Regions from separate parts of the Homo sapiens genome. Here region 2 is linked to region 1. A link is a contact called in ENCODE Hi-C data. All regions are on one chromosome and are shown on one strand. Each heading gives the region's core, a stretch centred on a gene start or an enhancer-like site at or near the end of the contact. The rest is flanking DNA. Distances are from core to core; before and after follow the strand shown.

Region 1 (2,700 bases), core at 37-2,536:
CTTATCTCAGACATACAAGCATGAGTTTCCTTCCTTTCTGGTCTCTAGGCTCCAATTTGTCTGGGTCTGACAATAGTTACTTCTCCTGGAATCTGCAACTTTCAGAGCACTTTATGGAAAAAGTCGGCCAACCCCTGCCCTACACTCACTCTTGATCACTCTCCAGTGTAGCCATCCCAAACTATTTGCAGACCACCCTTTTCTCTCTGATCTGTATCCCACCCCCATGGGTGCTTCCATAGAACTAACCCCATCTAAGCATTTAACAGTTATTCTAATTGCCCTTTTACTTGTCTGACCCAAGTGTTCGCCACTCAATCCTCAGCACCCAGCACGATCCCTAGCCCTCGTTCAGCGCTTAATAAATCCATGTTGATTCAATGTGTAGCATCCTGAACAGGCAACAGCAGTGGGTTCCAACTTTCAAGGAGCTTAAAAAAGGAACTCAGCATACAAACAACAGACTAATCTACAAGGAAGAATGAGGGGGGTGGAGGGAGCACTAAAAAGCAGCAAGTACTCTGCAGCAGAACCAAAGATAAAATTCCACCTAAAGGTGCCCTTTCTTCAGGATCCTTCCTAATTTGAATACAGGTTCCCTTCTCCTCCATGACGAAATTCTTAGTGAGGTTACTTGTTGGTACGCAGTGTCCTCATCTGTAAAATAAGGCTAAATAATTACGATTTCACCGGATTATAATGAATATGGTTAAGTATTGAACTAAGGCCTAGAAAGCACGTAGCTCAGTGCACGCTTCCTAGAAAGTGCTCAGTAAACTCGGATCCTCTAACACGCTCCGTTTGATGTTAATGGAGTCCGTATCCGAGCGGGTCTCCAGTGTGCATCGCCAAGGGTATGGCCCAGCATCCAACGCATCCTTTTAGTAAGAGTAGCGACTTCTCAGCGCTCCCTTCGCCCCAGGAGAGTTCTCGGCTCGCGGCGTCGCGGCGGGGCTGCGCGCTGGGCTGAACTCCCAAGAAACCTCCTGCAGCTGAACCGGAGCAGACGCCCGCCAGGTGAAAGAACTACAACTCCCGTCACGTTGCATCCGAGTTTAGGGCCTCTTTATAGTTTATCACACCCAGCCTCTTCCGCGCAGCCCTCAGTGGCTCCGCCCCAAAGGGGGCTCTCTTCTTTCCTTGTGGAGTCCGAAGCGTGGCCACGCCCCGGTCACCGGAAAAATCCGTGTGACGTCACAAAAACCTACGCGTCGCGCGGTGGGCGGGAGTTGGCGGACGGTCCCTGGCTGGGTTCTGGAGGCCCTGGGACCGCGGAAGAGGCTTCAGACGCTGCAGCGATGCCTCGCCCACGGCGGGTCAGTCAGCTCCTGGATCTGTGAGTCTACCCTGTCCCGCCTCCCTTCGCGCCGCCCCAGCACCTCCTCCAAACGGCCAGGCCCTGCGCTGCTCTTCCTCCCCGCCCCTTTCCCACCCCCCCCGCCGACCTCTGAAGAGGCCCCGCGTGTGTTTCTGTCCCTGGGTTCCTGATCTGTCGTTTCCTGGCTGAGGACAGTTGTGCAAAGTGGGTCTCTTGGCGGGCTTGCCCCTCCAACACTCCGCTGCGCGATGAGCGTCCATTCCTCCGTCAGCCTTGACAGCTCGGCGCCCCGGCTGTTACTGGCAGTGGCCTCTCTCTTAGCAGCTAAAAGCCTTGGTAGAAAAAAACACAACGCTAGATGAGGTTCTCAAAAGCTTCTAGCAGAATTCCACCCCTGTAACTGGAATAAACATTGACAGACCCTGGGATAAAGGTAACAAAGTGGTTAAGACCACGGATCCCTGGCTGAGATTGCTGGGTTCAGCCCCCGGCTCTGCCATTCACCAGCCACGTGACCATGGACCGGTAACGTAACCTCTCCCTGTGCCTAGGTTCTTTATCTATAAAATTTTTGTGATAATAGCACCCATCACATGGAGTTGTCCTGAGGGATAAATTTAAAACATGTAAAACCCTTATAAGGATGCCCAGCAAATAATAAACACCACTAAGTGTTATTGTTATTATTATTTCCTACCAGAAATTGTACGGAAATGGAAGTTACAAGGGCAATTGCGTCTCTCCAGGAGCTTTCAGTCCGTTAATATTGCCATGTAAAAAATAGACATCTTAAGGATAAGGAGAACAATCTCCTTAATCTACTGAAGGCTTTCTGAAACAATGGCATCTGATATTTTACATTAAACTTGGGAGGCCGAGGTGGGAGAACTGCTTGAGCTCAGGAGTTCGAGACCAGCCTGGGCAACGTGGCGAAACCCCGCCTCTACTAAAGATACAAAAATTATCTGGGCACGGTGGTTCACGCCTGTAATCCCAGCACTTTGGGAGGCCGAGGCACTTGAGATCAGGAGAGTTGGAGACCAGCCTAGCCAGCACGGCAAAACCGCGGCATGTACTAAAAATACAAAAATTAGCCAGGAGTAGTAGTGGCGCCGGTAGTCCCAGCTACTCTGGAGGCTGAGGCAGGAGAATCGCCTCAACCCAGGAGGCAGAGGTTGCAGTGAGCTGAGATCGCGCCACTGCACGCCTAGGCTGCTAGGCGACAGAGCGAGACTGTCTCAAAAAAATAAAATAAATAACTATAATATATGTAGAATAATATCACAAGCGGGAGAGTAACAAACTTTTGAAATTTCTAATAAGGAAAAGAATAGGAGAAAGCTTTGTCAAGGGGGTTATTTTTGAACATTGGTAGTATCTGA
Region 2 (2,858 bases), core at 73-2,572, 860 kb before region 1:
CTTGCTTAATTAATATCTCCAAATGGATGTTTTGCAGGAACCATAAACTTAGTATAAGAGTACAAAACTAACCTAATTAGCAACTCTACTTCCTTCTCTCAAACCCACACCATTACTTTCCTTCCTGTCATCTCAATGATTTCAACATGTCAGGAAGCCATGGCCTGGAGAGTTTGTTAAAGTGATGTGTCTGGCCAGGCACAGTGGCTCACACCTGTCAGCACTTTGGGAGGCTGAGGCGGGTGGATCACTTGAGCTCAGGAGTTCAAGACCAGCCTGGGCAACATGGTGAAAACCTATCTCTACAAAAAATACAAAAATTAGCCAGGCGTGATGGTGCATGCCTGTAGTCCCAGGTACTCAGGAGGCTGAGGCAGGAGAATTGCTTGAACCTAGGACGTGGAGGTTGTAGTGAGCCGAGATAGCGTCACCGCACTCCAGCCTGGCAGCCTGGGCAACAGACCGAGACCCTGTCTCAAAATAAATAAATAAATAAATAAATACAGAATAAAAAATAAGCAATAGCCATTAAAATTTTTTAATTACAAAAAAAGTGATGTGTCAGTGGTCACCTAGCTAGTAAGTGACGGGGCTGGGATTTGAACTCAGGTATTTTCATTCCAAAGCCTTCATGCCTAAACCAATAAATCGTAATGCTTCCAGAATTTTTTTTTTTTTTTTTTTTTTTTTGAGAGAGTCTCACCCTGTCATCCAGGCTGGAGTGCAATGGTGCGACCTAGGCTCACTGCAACCTCCACATCCAGAATTCAAGCAATTCGCCTGCCTCAGCCTGCTAGTAGCTGGGACTACAGGTGCTTGCTACTGCGCCCAGCTAATTTTTGTATTTTTAGTAGAGATGGGGTTTCACCATACTGGCCAGGCTGGTCTCGAACTCCTGACCTCAGGTGATCCCCCTACCTTGGCCTCCCAAAGTGCTGGGATTACAGGGGTGAGCCACTGCACCCAGCCCAGAATATTCTATTTTTGTAAGACATCTACACCTGGACTTCCAAGAAGCCCCTCAATTCAGTATTGCAAAATGTAATTTATTTTTTGCCCACAAAATAGGTTCTGCCTTCCATTCTCTTGTAGTTCATGTGCCATCTGCCAATTCATCCAGCCTAGGAGTTGAACCTGACTTAACCCCCACATCTAGCCACAAGGTCCTCAGAATCTTCCTTGTCTCTCACCCTCTGCTTCATCCAGGCCCCCTTCATCTCACACCTGGACTAGTACAGTTGCTTCCTAACCACGTGCCCTGCTCCATCTGTTTTCCCTTTCATCTGACTCATTTTTCAAAAACCCACACATGTGTCATCATGTCACTTCCATGCTTTAATTGTTTCTGAGGCCAGATAATATTAGGCTTATGGAAAGTTTGAATTCATATGGGGGAAATACCTATGTATAACCCAACAAAACAGGATACAGAGTGACCATACATTATGCGATCAAGTATGTTTTTTCAAACAGCTCAGAAAAACAAGCTAGAATATCAAATATCTAAGCAATTCTCACTGGTAGAATTATGGGTGTGGTTTTTGTGTGTATTTTCTGTGCTTTGCCAATTTTCTTCTTTTTCAATGAAAATTGTAAACTTTTAGCAACTTAAAAGGTTTTAAAAACCTTTTAAGATTTTTAAACTTTTTAAACTTCCAAACTTTTAAAAGTCTCTAATGTTTTCAGGAAAAAAATATGTATATTCTTAACAGGCATTCAAAAGCCCATTGCAGTCTGTTCTTAGCTTACTCTTCTAAATCTAGCCTTGTACCTCTGTATTAATTTCTCTAGCCATTCTGACCTCTGATTATGCAGTCAGAAATATTCCTCCAAATGCAGCATCTACAATCTTGCCTCTACTCATTGCTCACACTTTCACTCACCCCCATCCCAGCGTATCTTTGATCTCACCCAGCAATCTCCCATCCTTGCTTCAAGGCTACTTCAACTGCTTCTCAGCAGCCTGGCCCTCAACTAGTACTCCTGGGGCACAACTGCTCCTTCATCTGCATTTCCCTTTTTTTTTTTTTTTTTTTTTTTTTTGAGACAAGGTCTCAGCTCTGTGGCCCAGGTGAGAGTGAAGTAGCAGGATCATAGCTCACTGCTGCCTCGACCTTCTGGGTTCAAGCAATCCTCCCACCTAAGCCTCCCGAGTAGCTGGGACTACAGGCAAGTGCCACCGCACCCAGCGAACTTTTAAATTTTTTGTAGAGATGGGGTTTTGCCCGTTGCCCAGGTTGGTCTCAAACTCCTGGACTCGAGAGATCCTCTGCCGTAGCCTCCCAAAGTGCTGGGATAGCAAGTGTGAGCCACTGCACCTGGCCCAGTCATCTGTATTTCCAAAGCACTTACTGTATCATATTATGTCAATTTGTGTATGTCTCTCACCCCTCAGCAGACTGAGGCTTTGTTGATAGGGCTTGTCTAGTCCATTTCTATGTTGCTGGTGCCCAGGAGAGTGAGACTGGCACACTGAATTTTTTAATTGAACAGTTCAATTTTTTTCACATTTTTCTTTCTTATATTATGAACCTAGTAAACTGAGTAGCCACAAAAAAGAATTTTCTGAGTTCACCGTTCAGTTCTAAGTGAATAAAGAAAAGTTGCCTTTAAGATATACATATATATATATATATATATATATATATATATATAAAATTTTTGAGACAGGGTCTCACTCTGTCACCTAGCCTGGAGCGCTGTGGTGGGATCTCAGCTCACTGCAACCTCTGCCTCCCAGGCTCAAGCGATCTTCCCACCTCAGCCTCCTGAGTAGCTGGTGGTGCATGACACCACACCAGCTAATTTTTTGTATTTTTAGTAGAGATGGGGTTTTGCCACGTTGCTCAGGTTGGTCT

The links. A loop is a pair of places that touch in the nucleus more often than their neighbours do. Pooled maps may share reads with other maps.
Region 2: a loop to region 1 is called in a pooled map, with 2.7 times the contacts of the local background. The contact joins the enhancer-like site here to the promoter of AMN1 in region 1. A Hi-C loop is called at or near these places in 5 of 50 pooled maps.

What each region holds. Positions count from the first base shown.
Region 1 is chr12:31,727,607-31,730,306 of GRCh38, reverse strand. AMN1 (antagonist of mitotic exit network 1 homolog) reads left to right here and starts at 1,286. Exons shown (of 7, transcript NM_001113402.2): 1 at 1,286-1,336. The coding sequence starts at 1,299. It overlaps AMN1-AS1 (AMN1 antisense RNA 1), which reads right to left and starts at 1,042. Exons shown (of 1, transcript NR_198987.1): 1 at 1-1,042. It overlaps LOC105369722 (a long non-coding RNA gene), which reads right to left. Exons shown (of 3, transcript XR_931497.3): 3 at 1,417-1,650. RefSeq lists enhancers at 778-977, 373-1,005, 1,018-1,367 and a silencer at 1,418-1,497.
Region 2 is chr12:32,585,020-32,587,877 of GRCh38, reverse strand. All of the region lies in intron 4 of FGD4 (FYVE, RhoGEF and PH domain containing 4), which reads right to left. Among named protein-coding and RNA genes, the nearest start is that of DNM1L, 93 kb to the left of the region's middle. Within about 2 kb of position 1,322, at least 3 of the 41 ENCODE cell types and tissues checked have a DNase peak (open chromatin) inside an H3K27ac peak, as active enhancers do.